2 separate regions of the Homo sapiens genome follow, and region 1 is linked to region 2. A link is a contact called in ENCODE Hi-C or POLR2A ChIA-PET data. All regions are on one chromosome and are shown on one strand. The core of a region is the stretch at or near the end of the contact, and the rest is flanking DNA. Distances in the headings are between cores, read along the strand shown.

Region 1 (2,723 bases), core at 193-2,692, 45 kb after region 2:
TGGGAACCTACCAGACATTGGTCTTTTTAGCAGTTTCAATCTGAAAGGAAACATGTTTCTCTTAAGTAGGGGTTGGTGGAACCAGTTGGGACCTTGAGGGCATGTTGTCTTGAATTCTAATACAAAGAGTCACATTATTAACTTTTCCAGGCAGGTGACAGTCTTTTGCAAGCAGATGACAAAGGAAGCTTGCACTCTTTCAGGGATAGTTCTTCATATCCATAGCCATCCATTTGACCAACCTCTTGAAAAATAAGGAATTAGAAAGATCTGTTTCTAGTGCTGTGCTAGGTGCTAGCAATATGAAGTTGTACTAATAAAGGAGACAGACAAGTAAACAGGAAAATTGAAGTCTTTCATTAGGTTGCTAAAAAGATAAAACAAAATAACAAATAGGAAACACCTAATGGGGTGGCTGGTTCATAGGAGAGCTAGTTTGTTTTTTTGTTTTGTTTTGTTTTTTTGAGACAGGGTCTCACACTGTTGTCCAGACTGGAGTGCAGTGGTGCCATCTCGGCTCACTGCAACCTCCGCCTCCTAGGTTCAAGCGATTCCCCTGCCTTAGCTTCCTGAGTAGCTGGGATTACAGGCACCCACCACCACGCCCAGCTAATTTTTTGTATTTTTAGTAGAGATGGGGTTTCATTATGTTGGCCAGGCTGGTCTCGAGTGCCTGACCTCGTGATCCACTTGCCTCAGCCTCCCAAAGTGCTAAGACTACAGGTGTGAGCCACCGCGCCTGGCTAGTTGTTTTTTTTTTTTTTTTTAAAGTATCCCACACAGTGCTATATTCATATAACTGTAGGTCTTTGCTGTACACACAGATACATACACTGTGCTGTATTCATTGTGGACAGACAGTAAAGACAAGTTAGTAAATATAAAGGGGGAGAGAGAGGTGGTTCTGTAAATAAGATTTTTTTTTTAAACGGTTCATTTGTCTATTATCTTTCTGGCATTATCTACTTTTCTTTGCTAGAAAGTGTTTAACAGCATCCTGTGATAAATATTGATCCACTTAAAGCATACAGCCTTATTGCATGGCAATGACTTAGTGTAGTAGGTCTGTGGAACCAACTGATAGCTGCAGCTTGAAAGAATCTAAAAATGGGCAGATTCTGGTGCAGCCATGAGTTGCTGGTAGAGTGGTTTGGGAGTCTTATAGAAAACTGGGTGACCCTGTGGTGAGATAGGCCCATATCGCAGCAGTCACCCCCCAAATTCACCTAAGTTGCTGTCACAATGTGGTTTGACTCAGATTAGTTTAGCTTTGTTGTGTGGAATTTGCATCCAGAATCTTTTGGATTTAGCAGTCCTCCCTATGAATCAAAGAACTTCATAAAAAAATTAAAAGACAAATTATTGCATTTTAATGGGCATTTAACCTCTCTGAAGAGCTCCTATTGCCTTAGGTCATGCAGCTTCATTGTGAGTCACCAGAGTTGGGTCATCCCAGTGAAATGATCAGTGAGAATGAAACTAGAAATTTAATTGGCTCAGCTTGAAAGCCTGGCCTGAAGACAAGGTTATTAGTCTCAGGGTAGACCAGGAACCTGCTGCCTAGCACAGAAGGATGGTAAAGAAGGATTTACCATGTCATCTCTTCTGTTTCAGCATGTAGTCTACTGCTTGCCCAGTGGTAAGGGCAAGTGAAACTGGCTCCTTCTTTTTATTTGGGTAATAGATATCCCAGACTCAGTGGGAACAGCTTGGCAGGAAGTGGTGGAGCCCAGTATTGATTTATGTCTTATATGATAGTTAACATGTGCCATGTGCCAACCCTGGGCCAGGCACTTTTCTAGGTGCTTTTAATCCAGTAATTAATTAATCTTCACAAATAACTAAAGAGGGGGCTATGTTTTTTCCCATTTCACAAATGATGTAGCAGAGACTTAGGGAGGGAGGGGAAGAAACTTGTCCAAGGTCATAGAGCTAAGGGGCAGAGTAAGAGTTCAGGACCAGGTTTGTTGACATCAAAGGTAATAATGTAGAGTACAGTGGTGGGTTATGGAGCCAGGCAGCCAGGGTGCAAATCTGGACACAACCACCATCATCATTAGGTCACTCTGGGCAGGTTCCTTAACCTCTTGCTGCTCCAGCATCCCCATCTGTTAAAGAGTGTTCATGATATTCATGTCATGGGATCCTGTGGAGATAAAATGGTGTTTGACAAGCACATGGCGGGCAACTCAGTAAATTGTGAATTGATGTAGTTGTTTTTCTTATTAAGACAGTGGGGAAACTGAGACCTAGAAAAATTAATGAATGGCCTAAAGTCTTCCAGCAACTGATTGCAAGAACTAAAGTTGTAAGCCAGATCTTCTGATCAAGAATAATTCTCTTATTCCCTCCATATGAAAGAAAAAAAAATCAGAATGGCATTTTTCAATGCCCAAAAGCAGACAATTTATGTGTACACAAAAAGCTTGATGGATATTATTTCCTAAGATCTGACTAATGCTTTATAATTTTCCAAAACATTATCATAGATGATGTCCTTCTTAGTCCTCATAACAGTCTGACAACAATGTGTTAACACATCCACTGTTAAAGAGATGAAGAAACTGAACTTTCAGGGTCCAAACTGCAGAGGCTGAAAGACACATTGGTGACAGAGACTGTTCCCACCATGTGCTGTCCCCAGCTGCTCCTCAGCTGCACATGTCACCAAACCACTAGCACAAGTTTAATTCCCTATGTGATTTCTCAGTATCCCAATTAGC
Region 2 (2,700 bases), core at 5-2,504:
AAACTGAGGTTGTGGAAAAAGTACACGTGATTGAAATGGCACCATCTAGATGTGATCACAGTAGTGAGTAGCTGAAGTAGGTGTTTTACTAGATAATTTGTTTGGTTAAGTAATCACACTTTTCTCTCTTTCAATCCTGTCCCAGTTGAAGCCACTTCAGTACATTGTCCTGAAGTTTTATTTCTCAAATAAAGCCTAACGAAATATTTATTCACTTTGTCAGCCCATAGGCCATGAATGACACATCGTGACTCATGGATGTCCTGGCTCTTTGCATCCTGCACACAGACACATGATGGACACTTGATGAGACTCCTTGATACAAAAGGGTGGGTTTGAGTCCCACATGAACACTAGCGTGCATGCTTGGGGTTGATGAAGTACACTTGTGTAATTTTTGTAAAGCCAATGGTTTAAATAGGGATATCTGATTTACTCTAACCAAATATCAGATTACTGTATTTCCTTTTGTGGTTCCATGTGCATTCTGCAAACTAGCATTCTTTTAGTGTACCTCTGCAGGCAAAGAATTTGGAAACTACATACCTATAAAACATTAATCAAAGCCCTTAGATTGACTGGATCCCACCCACCACTCTCCCCGCTGAGCAATTGAGTTAATTAAAAGAAAAATATCTCAAGAATATAAGCTCATATCAATAATCTCATTTAAAAAAATAAACAAAGATTTCCAAAATTCCAAGTGAGCAAAGGGTGAGCAAAACTTTGACTTATACTGTCTGTATTAACTATAGTGCTGAATAAAAATAATGGTTAAGAATGAACAAGATCCAAAATCTTCCAGAAAGATCATAATAATCATGCTTTAGATAGTGGGTGACACATTGAGGACACCTAATTTGTTAAATGAAGGTGTGAGTGTGCCTAATCTGGAAATGAAGTGCCATACTTTAGAAAAATACTGTTAGCAGGGGTATAGTTGGCCAGAAACCACTTGCAACACCAACATGTTCTTCCCTGAACTTTCTGTGTAATGAAGGCAGTTCTCCATTTGCTGCATTTGTAGGAAATGGGGAAACTGAGGAGGCTCTGAAATGGCCATGAGAATTCTTTTTAAGAATCTTCACCACAATTACACTGGAGCTGTTCAAGGACTTTTTTCCTTCTGCTCATTTTAATGGCCTGAGATAATAGATCAAAATGAAGGCCTGTCCTCAGATGTGTATGAAAGCACAGAAGAACAGGATAAGACAGGAATCAAGGCCTCTACCACTGGGGAATGCAGGTTGCTATATACCAGGCAATGGGTGGGTTTCCAAGGAGATGTGTCAGAGCCTTGGAATGCTGCAACTGGGCTGTGCCTGACCCAAGGTGGGGGCGGGTGCAAGGAACCTGCTGGCACATTAGAGGTCTTTTCTTCTGGAGGCAAACTTTGGAGAAATGTACAACACTAGCCTATGTCTGTAAGTTCATGCTTTGGGAACAAAGTTTGAATTGCTTTCAGAGAAAAAAAATATACTGATGGGGTGAAGATAATGGTGGCTAATTTTGATCTGACCAAACAGATATAAAAACTACAGGCTGATCCAACAATAATCTTCTCCCATTTTCTTTCAAATGAGCAACCCTAAAGCATATACTTTTTAGTTTTACAAGGAAGGAGTCTCTCCAAGGAAAAGTTCAAGTGGATTTTTGGTTACCCAGCAAATTATTCTAATTAAGACATGGCTTTTATTCTAAAAATAATAATAATAATAATAATAAAAGGGTGTGTGTATGTGTATGATTTTTAAGAGCATGTTAATTCTAGGACAGTCTGAACATCTGTGTCTTAGGAGAGGCATGTTTTAGGAGATTGCCTCCTTTTGGAGGAGGGGCAGGATGCCTGCCTACAAAGGGCGCCCAGTGGCCTGGAACACCAAAAGCACATTCTCAGGGCATGCAGAGGTAACTGGTTGAAACTTGCCAAAGGATGCTTTTCCATTTGGCTCACAGCAATTCATTTATATTGGTTTTGACCATCCCACTCATTTTATTTTTAAGTCCTTATTCATTTTCGGGCCTTTCCGTATAGGGTTAGCAAGGAATTACTAATTCCGGATCTGCCCACTGTGACACTCAACTAGAAGATTAAGTCAGGTTTTAGAAACCTTGTTTTTGTCATATTTCCCCCATGCCCAGGCTTAAGAACACTCCAAATACTAATAATTACAGGAAATTCCATCAATTTGGGGGAATTGGCTTTAGACTATTTTTTAGTTGGTGTTCAGTGAAAATAAAATAATTCATTCAAGTAAAGACTAGATGGGAAAAATTACTTGAGGAGAAAAGACAAATCTCCCTTACAGAGGAACTACAAATAATTTATGTAGATGTTCTGCCCTCAAGGAGATGCAGGATAACTCACACTCCTTAAGTGTGGGCAGCACATAGCGAATTCCTCTCAGAGCACAGTATTGAAAAGGGCGGGGAGAGTCATGTTACCATGGGCAACACTACAAACTACTTCACCCAGGGGCTCCAGAGTAACCCCAACAGTGGGAAGTACTCTTGACACAATGAAATGAAAATGGCACTTGCCTCTGTGGTCTTCCTCACCAAAACTAGTAACCCTGTTCTATTATAATCATGAGAAAAACATCAGACAAACCTCAACTGAAGGATGTTCTACAAAACGCCTGCCCATTACTCCTCCAAACTATCAAGGCCGTCAAAAAACACGGACAGTCTGAGAAACTG

What was found. A loop is a pair of places that touch in the nucleus more often than their neighbours do. ChIA-PET counts read pairs that join two places held with the same protein, here RNA polymerase II (POLR2A). Pooled maps may share reads with other maps.
Region 1: a map of heart right ventricle shows a loop between it and region 2 (14-fold over the local background). The contact joins two enhancer-like sites. A Hi-C loop is called at or near these places in 3 of 168 maps with a recorded cell type or tissue (IMR-90, ascending aorta and heart right ventricle), 1 of 37 single-sample maps with no recorded cell type and 1 of 50 pooled maps. POLR2A ChIA-PET finds 5 or more read pairs at or near these places in 5 of 52 experiments (BJ, CD4-positive, alpha-beta T cell, Caco-2 and 2 more).

The regions. Positions count from the first base shown.
Region 1 is chr1:183,208,234-183,210,956 of GRCh38, forward strand. All of the region lies in intron 2 of LAMC2 (laminin subunit gamma 2), which reads left to right. Among named protein-coding and RNA genes, the nearest start is that of LAMC2, 23 kb to the left of the region's middle. RefSeq lists an enhancer at 1,466-1,595. Within about 2 kb of position 1,443, at least 3 of the 41 ENCODE cell types and tissues checked have a DNase peak (open chromatin) inside an H3K27ac peak, as active enhancers do; they include PC-3, where a contact is called at or near this core.
Region 2 is chr1:183,163,262-183,165,961 of GRCh38, forward strand. No RefSeq gene overlaps it. Among named protein-coding and RNA genes, the nearest start is that of LAMC2, 22 kb to the right of the region's middle. Within about 2 kb of position 1,255, at least 6 of the 41 ENCODE cell types and tissues checked have a DNase peak (open chromatin) inside an H3K27ac peak, as active enhancers do; they include PC-3, where a contact is called at or near this core.